3 separate regions of the Homo sapiens genome follow, and all the other regions are linked to region 3. Evidence: read pairs that join two places in POLR2A ChIA-PET (ENCODE). Cell type or tissue: MCF 10A. All regions are shown on one strand. Region 1 overlaps INTS6 (integrator complex subunit 6). Region 2 overlaps WDFY2 (WD repeat and FYVE domain containing 2). Region 3 has its middle 5.1 kb from the start of MIR4703.

Region 1 (4,000 bases), 110 kb before region 3:
CAATAAAAATGTTAGAGATCAGAAAATACAAACCAAAACAAAATTTTTTAAAAATTTAGTATTTTGTTTAAAGTCTGGCAACCATGGTAAACTTTTATAGACTAATAGTAAGACTAAACAAAAATAAAGTTTATATAAGGAAATTACTTTTTTAAGCTGAGTACAATGGCAAGAGCCTGCAGTCCCAGCTACTCCGAAGGCGTGGTGGAAAGACTGCTTGAGCCCAGGAGTTCAAGACCAGCCTGGGTAACACAGAGAGACTTTGTATCTAAACATTTTTAAAATTAAAAAGCCCCAAAAAACAAGAAAAGTCCACCAAGACTAATTTAATTGTAGAGTATAAATCTGAGTCAAGGTTATTATGGCCAAAAATCATTTTATATATTTGAGAAACATTTCAAGCTATAAAATACTATATAATCTCTTTGTAGAAATCTATGACATGAACATGACTAAATAAACAATCCTTTTAACTAATTTTGACCACAAATGACCTTAATTCAAAATACACAAATAAGTCCAATGATGTCAAATATTAGATTTGTTCCTGATCTTTTAATTTCCAGCTGTATATAATACATAATTATCGATATTCTCCTATATCGAAAGAAAGTAAAATGCTCTTTAAAGTAGAATATATTATTTGGTTTTTTGTTTGTTTTTGTTTTGTTTTGTTTTTTTGAGACAGCCTATTGCCCAAGTTGGAGTGCAGTGGCACCATCTCAGCTCACTGCAACCTCCACCTCCGGGGTTCAAGCAATCCTCCAACCAGGACTCCAGGAGTCCTGAGTAGCTAGGACTACAGGCACATGCCACCACCCCCCAGCTAATTTTTTTTTTTTTTTTTTTTTTTTTTTTTTTTAGTAGAGATGGGGTTTCACCACATTGTCTAGGCTGGTCTCAAACTCCTGACCTCAAGTGATCCACCTGCTTTAGCCTCCCAAAGTGTTGGGATTACAGGTGTGAGCCATGGCACCCGGCCTATTTTTGACTTTTGTATTTAAGATTTGTTTTGAACAATTTCTAATTAAGAATGCAATAATGGCCAGGGGCGGTGGCTCACGCCTGTAAATCCCAGCACTTTGGGAGGCCGAGGTGGGCGGATCACCTGAGGTCAGGAGTTTCAGACCAGCCTGGCCAACATGGCGAAACCCCGTCTCTACCAAAAATACAAAAATTAGCCGAGGGTGGTGGCGGGAGCCTGTAATCCCAGCTACTCAGGAGGCTGAAGCAGGAGAATGGCTTGAACCCGGGAGGCAGAGGTTGCAGTGAGCCAAGATCACGCCATTGCACTCCAGCCTGGGCAACAAGAGTGAAACTCTATCCCAAAAAAAAAAAGAATGCAATAACATCCTTAGGATAGTGTTTTTCATTTTTCTTTTTTTTTTTTTTTTCAGATCATGACTGGAGAATTTTTTCTTTTAGAAAACAGTTTTAGAGTATAAAATTCTGAAGAAATATTTTGCAAATGTTTTAAAAGAAAATAAAATCTGGGTTTGGGGATATTCCTTCTCATTTAAATTATACCACCATTAAATTAATGCTCTATAGGAAATAAATCATATCCATTTTGTACTACTTTGAGCTCAGTTAAATCTTATTAAACTATCCCTTGATTTACCCAACATATGTGCTCCTAAAAGGTTCCCTGCAAATCAAACTTGTGTAAATCTCATCTAAAACGCACTAGGGGGAGCTCCCTATTTGAAAGAATCCTAAGGCATGTGCTTTTTTCACATAAGTATTCTTGCAAAAGAATGACTTTCTGACTTATCTGCTAAATTATTTAAATTGTTTTAACACTTCTTTAAAAACATCATCCTATGCTTATTAAATGCCACTGAGACAACTTTGGCCAAGTTATATTAATTTTCTTTCACACCTGCTTTTCTGGGATACAATACAAAGCCCAAAGAAAAACATATACTTCGTGATACTAATAGATGTTTAAAGCATGTAATAATCAGCTTTGAAGATTTTTATAATTTTAATTTCAAAATTAAAGCTGAAAAAAATAGAAAACTAGAGGTAAACATACTAATCTTTTGGAGGAAAAGGATGCTTTTGTCTAGTGAGACATCCTAATAAGGTACATTTTAAATATATCATCCCATTTAAACCTCTCAACAATTCTATATTAAAGGTACAATGGCTTCATTATTGCCAACTTGGAATAAGAAGTAGCAGAGGCTCAAAATAGTAATGTGAATGCTCAATGTTACATAATAATTCAATGGCGAGGCCAAGATTGGGATTCCAATTCTCACATTTCTAGCCACTGCTCTTCTTTTACACAATAAAGATGGGGAAAAAACATTTAAGCAAGTTTGACAGGAGAGTGCCCTCTCCACCAACAAAAATTATTGAGGCTCAAAAGTTCAGGGATTTGCAGAGACCATTCAAATGGGAAAGGGCAAGTCTCTTCAACATGGTGGTGGAAAAACTGGATATCCACATGCAAAAGAATGAAGTTGGACCCTTACCTTATACCATATACAAAAATTAATTCAAAATAGATTAAAGATCTAAACAGAAGATCTAAAGCTATAAAACTCTTAAAACACAGGAGAAAAGCTTCAGTGACATTGGATTTAGCAATGATTTTGTGGATGACACCAAAGGCACAGGCAATAAAAGTAAAAATATGTAACTGGACCATACAAAAATAAAAATTTTGTGCACTGAAGAAACAACAGAGTATAAAAGCAAACTACATAATGGGAGAAAATATTTGCAAATCATTTATCTGATAAGGGATTAATATCCAGAAAATATAAAGAAATCCTAAAGCTCAACAACAAAAAACAATTTTAAAACGGGCAAAGGACTTGAATGAACATTTCTCGAAAGACAGTGTACAAATGGCCAACAAGCGTATGTTGATGCTTAACATAAATAATTATTAGGAAAATGTAAATAAAAACCACAATGAGATACGACCTCACACCCAATAGGATGGCTAATGTCAAAGTAAAACAGAAAATTGTGTTAGTGAAGATATAAAGAAAGTGTAACCCTCGTGCACTGTTGGTAGGAACGTAAAATGGTACAACTGCTATGAAAAACAGTATGGTACTTCCTCAAAAAATTTAAAATGGAATTACAATATGATCCTGTCATTTCATTTCAGGGTATATATCCAAAAGAACTGGAAGCAGGATCTCAAAAAGTTACTTACACAACCATGTTCATTGCAGCATTATTCACAACAGCCAAGAAGTGGAAGCAACCCAAGTGACTATCAATGGATATGTGGATAAGCAAAATGTGGTACATACAATAGAGTATTATTCAGCCTTAAAAAGGATGAAAAAATCCTGACATGCTAAAATATAAATGAATGTTGAGAACATTATGCTAAGTGAAATGAGCCCATCTAAAAAGGCAAATACTGTATGATTTCACTTAACTGTGATATCCAGAGTAGACAAATTCATAAAAACAGAAAGTAGAATAGAGGTTTCCAGGGACTGGGAGTTACTTGATATAGAGTTTCAATTTTGCAAGATAAAAAAGTTCTGGATATTGGTTGCACAGCAATATGAATATACTTAACACTACTGAACTGCACACTTAAAGATGGTTAAGATGGTAAATTTTGTTAGGTGTTTCTTACCACAATTTAAAAAAAAATTTTAATTAAAGGAATTAAAAAATTTACAAAATACTATTCATCATTGTGTTTCCAGTTTATATTCAACACAGCAGTATTTCAGGTATAGTAATTAACTTACTTTCATTTGAAAAGATGTCTATAGCTTAATAAATATCAAACTCTTATTCATACATTTGTTGATAATCTAAGAGAAACCAAGCACCCAAATGGAAATGGAGTTCTCACTACTTCACCTGCCAGCCTTCAAAAAGAAGCCTGTATTTCACACTACCTATTAAATGGGTACTATTTAGGTAAAGGGAAAAAAAAGTAGTATTAGAACTATAACTGTATTATCTCCTAAGTTTACAAAATAGACCTTTATGCTCAAAAATAAAATTGGTT
Region 2 (4,000 bases), 78 kb after region 3:
TGGCCACCCCATGTGTAGTGGAGTGATTAAGAGTTTAAACTTGAGTCTGATCGCCTTTGTGTTCCAATCTTGGTTGTGCTACTTGAGAACTGTATAACATTGGTCATCTTGTTCAACTTCTGAGCCCCAGTTTACTCGTGTGTATAATAATATTGAAATTTGTTAACGGCTTAAGGCACTTAGTAGGGTATCTGGATCTAAATAATTGATGAATGGCAGCAGTTTTGTTGTGGGTGTTCTGGGAACTGGCTGCTAATTGGCCTCTCCGCTCACTCTGCTGTTTGCTAAATTATTCCTGTTAGCTCTTCTCAAGGGGTCACTTTTGTGGATGGGTCACTTATGAAGTAGCCAGTCAGTGGTGGAGACTTTTTTTCTCCTGAATTAGTTGGATCATTTTAGCAAGAAGTGATGAGGGGAGGGAGTCACATGCATCATCTTGATTCTAGACCATCACAGGTAATTCTTTAAACCACCTGAAGTTTTTAGAACCAAATAAATAAATAGGGCAGCACCTTTTATTGTGTAATTCATTTGTCCCCCTATGATTTTTAATAAATTTTTAATATGCTAGTTAGTATATATACTTTGGTCTGTTTCTGAGCTTTCAGTTCTTTCCCATTGGTCATTCTGTTTAATCTGGTGCAGTGCCACACTATTTTAGTCTTTCTTCAGTGACAGGAGAGAATCGTTGTTAAGAGCATGATGTTTGGAGACAGGTTGCCTGGGTTTGAATTCTGGCTCCTTTGATTAATTTCTAAGAGGTTAAATTAATTACTTACCTAAATTACTTAACTTCTTTTTGCCTCAGTTCATCAGCTCCAAAATGGACATGAGGATAATCCCAATTTAGAGGACCATTGTAAAGATTAAATAATTCTCAGGTCATTAAAACTGAGCTTGGCTTTATGAGAGTTATTTGAATTATTACAGGGCTTTAACAACCAAGAACTGATAGTGTAGTCTTGCAAAGCCCTAGAAGTGTTTTTTTTTTTTCAGAAGTAGTGGATGAAAATCTTACTCTGTGAGTTCTGTGAGGGCCAGGAACCCATTTTTACCCTCTTTGTATTCCTAGTACTAGACCTGATTCATGATAAATACTCAATATATATTTACCAAACCTAAGGAAAAGTAGTACTTTAGCCTTTTAATACACAAAGATTTAAAAATATATCATGAATCCAGGTAAGAGTCAATTAAGCTTTTGTAAATTTATAATACTTGTTAGCACTAAGATTGGAAAAGGCAGCCAGGTGCAATGGCTCACGCCTGTAATCCCAGCACCTTGGGAGGCCAGGGTAGGTGGATCACCTGAGGTCAGGAGTTTGAGACCAGCCTGACCAACATGGCAAAACCCCGTCTCTACTAAAAAATGCAAAAATTAGCCAGGTGTGGTGGTGCATGTCTATAAGATTGGAAAAGGCTGTTTTTTTTGTTTTGTTTTTTTTTTCCCCATATATTCAGTACCAGGAAAGAACTATAGTAGAGCAAGGAGGACTTTTTTGTGAAGACATTTGTTTATTGATCAAAACAATAGGGTGCATCATGGTTGGGTTAAGTGGATTTATCCATAGGTCAGAGTTGGAGTAGAGGGAAGGGAAGAATGCAGAGTCCCCCCATAAGGAAGCCCTAAACATTTATTTACTTATTTTTTAATTTTTTAGTTTTATTTTTTTGAGATGGAGTCTCTCTCTGTTGCCCAGGCTGGAGTGCAGTGGCACCACCTTGGCTCACTGCAACCTCTGCCTCCCAGGTTCAAGCAATTCTCCTGCCTCAGCCTCCCGAGTAGCTGGGATTACAGGTGCCTGCCACCACGCCTGGCTAATTTTTTTTTTGTATTTTTAGTAGAGACAGGGTTTCACCATGTTGGCGAGGCTGGTCTTGAGCTCCCGACCTTCAGTGATCTGCCCATCTCGGCCTCCCAAAGTCCTGGGATTACAGCGTGAGCTACTGCACCCCCGGCAGGAAGTCCTAAACCTTTTAAATGGCAAGAGTTGAGAGAGAAATTATGACGTGATCATCATTTTTCATGCCAGGCTGTGAAGAACAGCAGCTTTGCGTAATTGAGAGAATTTCACAGAACAGCATGTATTTTGTCTCTGTACCTTGAGGCATAAATTAGACGTGATCAAATCCAGATCTAGCTAATGCACTGTGCAAGGTGCTCTAAATGCCTATAAGCCATTTTTTTCGGCTTCCTGTCTTCTGTTTTCTAAATAGTGAAAACTTTTCACCAAACTTCCTGCATTTCACCTTTTGTCCTCCATGTCTGATTTCTTCCTCTCTCTGAGCATTCAGACAGCTTCAGAAATAGTCTCATGGTAAGGCTTAGGCTTTCGAGTCAAACTCCCGGGAGGAACTCCTGGTTCTTCTTCCCCATGGCTTGGGAACTACAGACAGGTGAGGGTCTCCACACTACAGTTTCTCACTTCTAAAGGGGAAGTGAAAACAGGATCTCTCTTACTCGTAGTACTTTTGTAAGGATTAAATGATACAAAGCAAATAAAACACAATGTGTCTGAAAATAATGAATGCTCAATATGTTATTAGTCCTTCTGCTACTATTATTTAATTTTTTCAACTAATGGAAGGAAAACTGGCAGCTTTACTGTAACCATACCCTCATTCCCCATTTCTCTTCTGGTGTCCCTATATCTGGGCAGTACCAAAGTGTAATTCCCTTCTCAGATATGGAAGCACCTACATACACTTTAACCTGGCTTGACTCTCTTAATGGAAGGAATGCCCACCGGAAGTTTCATCATCTTTTTTTTCAACATGCTGGGTGCACAATTTTGTCTTCCCTTACATATATCAGGAACCCCAACAATCGTCCATTAGGTAATTGGTGATATTTCTTGAAAGATTTTGGTTTTTGCTGAGTTTTGTTCATTTTCAGGTCAATGAGTCTGTTAGCTTCAGCTACCTCTGTAACACACATTTATACATGCATATTTGCAGTTCACACACTGGCACACACACTCTGATTTGTAAACACGCTTCAGACTAAAAAATTCCTCATTTTACAATGATCTTAGTTACCTTGGTCATGGTTAACTGGTTATTATCAAAACAGGCCTATAGGCTATGATCAGCCCTCAGTTAACCTGGGAAGTGCCAGTTCTAGCAGAGAGGCAAAGAGGGAATTAACCTTGACCCATTGAGGCATGATGGAGAACAGCCAGTCCTTGGGCTTCGTGATAAGAAAGGTCTTTTTAATGACGGAAAGCAAAATACCACAGCAATTACCCGGGGTCAGGTATGGAAAGTACTCATGAGACTCCACAAAGTATATTTACCTAAGGCTTTAATAAAGACAGGATACAGTACAGCAGGGGAAAGAAAACAAGGCAAACGTTCAAGAGGTCTGGGATATTCCAGGTCCTCTGTCATCTGACAGAATGCTCTTTGTCTTTGGATCATGATCCATCTAGATACATGTGAGTGAGATCACTTGGCCTAGACAAATAGGTCAGTGGAACAGGATAGAGTCCAGAAAGGGACCCACGTTTATATGGTCACTTTATTTTTGACCAAAGGGCAACGGCAACTCCGTGGAGAAAGAACAGGCTTTTCAACAAATGGTGCTGGAACAATTGGGTACACACATGTGAAAAAATGATCTTCGATCCATACCTCATACCACATGCAAAAATGAATACAAAGCAGATCATAGACTTAAATGTAAAACCTCAAATTATAAAACTTCTAGAAGAAACACCAGACAAAATATTTGTGACTAGAATCTGCATTTTAACAAGATCCCTAGGTTATTCTTATGCACATTAAAATTTGAAAAGGACTGCCTGGCACTATAAGGTGTGTTAGTTTTGCAGGTGAAAACTGGGGATGGAGGAGGAACAGTTGCCTAAGCAGGAGGCCAGCATGTGCAGGGACATAGAGGTATGATGAGTTAGGGCAGGGATTTCATTGAGCAAGTTCATGCAAAAGGTTTTACCAGTGTGCAGTGAAATTTTTAAAAAAGGGGATGGGGCAATGCAAT
Region 3 (4,000 bases):
AAGTGCAGAACTATGTGTTCCTTTATGTTTTATGTAAAAGAAAAAAAATTTCCTAATATGCATAAAATGTCTCTGGAAGAATGCAGCAGTAAGTCACAGTGTTGTTGCCCATGGGTAGAGAATCTGGATGGCCAGGAGAGAATGGTTGAGAGAGTTGACGTTGTACACTTCTGAATTTTTTAATCATAGGACTGTATTATTTATTCAAAATGAATGAAAAAAATATCTAAAATCCATTTGGTAAAATAAAAAAGAATAATTTCTGAGGTCAATGGAAAATAAAATTACTAAATTTTGTCCTAATGGCTATGTTCCTCTAGAACCTTGTGCTTAAGGCTAACTTGGGAAAATATGAAGGAAATATTTCTTTTCATTAGGAGTTTCTGTTTGGGAAAGGTGACTTGGTTGAGTCATGGGGATGAGAGCTGGAGAGAGATTTACAGAGAAACCTAACCAAGGTTGCTGACTTGGCCCCTCATAGCAGCCTCCCCAGCCAGGGTCTCTTCAGCATCCTAGCAAAGCTGCTTTGGTTACATCAAAGCGGCACCTTAAAAAGGATTTAAAATACTTTACTGCACCTATTGGTGCAAAATCCTGTTGGTACTGAGTTAAAACCAAACTCTGCCCTTTAGGAGCTGGGTAGTGGAATGGACACTAATTATTGCTTGACACATTAACAAATAAAAACCAAGACTGACTTTTGTGTGTGAATTGTTGAATCAGATTCATTATCTTATAGTCATACCCTTTTATCTCTAACTAAATACAGAAATAAATATTCTGGGTGTTTGACAAGGAGCCTGTGAAGTATTGTCTCTGTGCCAGGTGATGTTAGGCATTGGCAACACAAGGACGACTAAACCATTGTCCTTAGTGTCTGGGACCGTATAAAGAAAGATACAAAGAGAAAATTAGAATAAAATGTGACCTCTCAGAGAGGCGTGAAGAGAATTCTGTGGGAACCCCGAAGAGGGAGGGAGTAGCTCTACTTGGAAGGAGTGAGGAAGGGCTTCATTGAGGAGAAAATATGTAAACCGAGTCTTAAATGGGGAGTCGAAGTTGAGGGAGGATGATTGGGACATTCCAAGCAAAGAGAATCCAGTGTGCTAAAACAACACAGCTCAAAATAACACAGTGTGTTCACGGGACACCGTGCAGCTGGCTCTGACTCCAGCATCAGGTGCCTTTCAGGGAGTGGTAAGAACTGAGGCTGGACAGGCAGGTTGGGACAGGGTTATGAAGTACCTCAAGGGCCTGGCTAACAAGTTTAGGCTTTGTCATGTCGGCAAATCACTATGTTCTCAATCAATGCGCTGAGAGATGGATTCCTTTGCCATTGCTCTCTAGCCTCTTTTCAAGCAGGCGTCCTTCTGTCAGCTTCCATATTCTTGTTAAAGGCAGAACCATAATACGGAAGGCAGGTTTGCGGACTTGGTGTTACCTTTTCCATTCTTCTTTTGTATTCTTCTTTCACATCTAATTAGTTCTCAGAGTCTGTGACTCTTCTGTCACAAGCTCTTTCTTTTTTCTTAGCTCCACCATTTAGTAACCATGGCAGGTACAGGGCTAAGCGCTTTATATGAGCCATCTTATTCAATCCCCAAAGCAACACAGTGAGGTTGTATTCCAGTCAAGGTTCTTGGTGGCAAGCAGCAGGTAACTCAAGCAGAAAAGGAACTTACTGGAAGTATATCAGGCAACCCACAGCATACATAGGAAGGTGAAGCACTGGGAGCCAAGGGAAGAAGTGGAGCACAGAGTTAAGGTTCTACCTCTGCAACAATTTCCCAGGACATGTTCTGCCATGCGTCTGAACTCTCATGCCAACCACAGCAGCCTTGAAAATCTCAAACTGACCACAGTGCCTTTGCATCACTACCCCTAAGTACAGAGAGATGTGTGTGCACTAACTGGCCCTGCTCAGAGCATGTGTCTATGCCCTAGCTGCCAGAGGGAGGCAGAGAAAGTTTCCCCTTTGTGGCTTCCCACTTACATTGAAATTCACTCAAGTCAGGAAGAATTTTCAGATACCGGACAGCAAAAATGACAAACTTCTACTATCGTACTATTATTTCCTGCATTTTGTGGATGATGGGATAGACTTAGAGCAGGTAGGTTGGTTACCCAATTACCCAAGTAACACAGTTAGTCAGTAGTCGAGCCAGGATTGAAGCCCAAGTCAGTTTATCTGAAAAGCCCACACTGTTATGCAATCAGCTGCATTGCCTGCTCTAAACCATTCCAGCTTTATTTCACAGCCCACACACGAGTCCAGGCTCCCCGCACCTCGTTTGCATTACTGCCTCCTCCCTGGTCTTCCTGCTTTGTGTTCCCTCATCTCAGTTCGTCCTCTACTCAATTGCTAAGATAATATTTTTCGAGTACTAACTACATTGTGTCAGCCTCTTGTTCAAAAAACTTGTGACTCACCCCTTCAAGAGCCTGCCCTGACTAATATCATTCCACACTGATCACTCCCTCCGTAATCAGTCAAATAATGCTGCTGTGCCATCACAAATGTATAATTCATACTATACTATCTTGTACTTATTAATAGTCTCTAGTCATTACATTTATATGTGACTTCGCTGAGGGCATGGAACCTGTCTTCTGCTGCCTTTGTGACTTTAACGACAGATACTAGCATCTAACACAGTGTGTGTCTTCTCATCTTGTAATCCCAGGACCTTCCAGAATATGTGCATTATGCTCATCAGTGTTATTCTTTGCTGAGCACTTCTCATTTGCTAATTCATTATTAGCTTCCCTGAAGTTGCCCAATTGCTTTCTATGTTTCTTTGCCACATGTACTGTGCCCTACCAAGAATAAGCATATTTAAAAATTATTGCTAATGATGATAGTTTTATTTCGTCTTTTGTAAATGTTTAACTGTATGATAGTGTAAGTTGAGGAACGGTTAAAGTGGTATGTTTTTCTCAGAACTGTGAGGGGAAAGGAAATAGTATTTGGGCATCCTTGCTCCCTTCCTTCTGATTAGGAATGATAAAGGGATCCTAAGCATGGAGCGTAACATGCAATTAGGTCATCTGGCTGGCCGGGTTACCAGCTTGAGGTTCCTATTGAGAAGCTTCTTGCCTGGTTCCTACCTTCAAAGGGCAGAGGTCATCTTTAGCAACTAGTAATGCCCTGCACCCTCAAAGACTTTTAGATTCCTCCAAATCCAGACCAAGAGAGCCAAGACCAGAGACAGAGACACAAGCCACTTCACCTTCCATCTGCCTGTGCCCCTGTCTCCAGATACTTCTTCTGAGGACCTGTCTCTTTTTCGGGTTTATGATGTCAGATAAGGTCACACCTACACACAAAGCACACAACTTGGTGATCAATATTTAAATTATGAGTCAGAATTCAGAAAACCCGAATTTATCCAAAGGATATTCACATGTGCTCTGGGCATTTCATAGGTGCCAAAAGTAAAGAGAAATAAGAGTTTCTGCCCTCAAGGAGTTAAGCTTCTATCTGGGAAGACAAATCCATTAAACAAATAATTGATGAACAATGGGAAAAAACAACAAATTAATTCTGTACTGGGTATAAGAATGGCACATGGAAGGGTGTGATCTATTGTATTTGGATGAGATCCCAAAACGCTTTACAGAGGATGAGATGCTTGAGCTGGGGTTGAGGGAAGAATAAGAGTTATCTAGACAGTGGGGAAGAGCATTCCAGGAAGAGGGCAGGGACATGTACTGCAGAATAAAATAATTAGGCTGGGCGCAGTGGCTCACGCCTGTAATCCCAGCACTTTGGGAGGCAGAGGCGGGTGGATCATGAGGTCAGGAGATCAAGACCATTCTGGCCAACATGGTGAAACCCCGTCTCTACTAAGAATACAGAAATTAGCTGGGCATGGTGGCGCACACCTGTAGTCCCAGCTACTCGGGAGGCTGAGGCAGGGAATTGCTTGAACCCAGGAGGCAGAGGTTGCACAAAGCCAAGATCGTGCCACCGTCCTCCAGCCTGGCAACAGACTCTGTC

What was found. Peaks named below come from ENCODE experiments on the same cell type or tissue, not always from the same donor. Only the 100,000 strongest peaks of a DNase experiment are listed, where the experiment ranks them.
Region 1: POLR2A ChIA-PET joins it to region 3 with 6 read pairs; 20 of 35 experiments call an interaction of 5 or more read pairs at or near these places.
Region 2: POLR2A ChIA-PET joins it to region 3 with 5 read pairs; 3 of 35 experiments call an interaction of 5 or more read pairs at or near these places.

Annotation. Positions count from the first base shown.
Region 1 is chr13:51,443,423-51,447,422 of GRCh38, forward strand. All of the region lies in intron 3 of INTS6 (integrator complex subunit 6), which reads right to left. Among named protein-coding and RNA genes, the nearest start is that of INTS6, 7.6 kb to the right of the region's middle. In MCF 10A, a CTCF peak has its summit at 1,675 (motif pointing right); no DNase peak of the experiment used is centred here.
Region 2 is chr13:51,633,284-51,637,283 of GRCh38, forward strand. The region is part of intron 1 of WDFY2 (WD repeat and FYVE domain containing 2); the gene reads left to right. Among named protein-coding and RNA genes, the nearest start is that of WDFY2, 51 kb to the left of the region's middle. In MCF 10A, no CTCF peak of the experiment used is centred here; a DNase peak (open chromatin) is centred at 2,028.
Region 3 is chr13:51,555,737-51,559,736 of GRCh38, forward strand. No RefSeq gene overlaps it. Among named protein-coding and RNA genes, the nearest start is that of MIR4703, 5.1 kb to the left of the region's middle. In MCF 10A, no CTCF peak of the experiment used is centred here; a DNase peak (open chromatin) is centred at 2,375.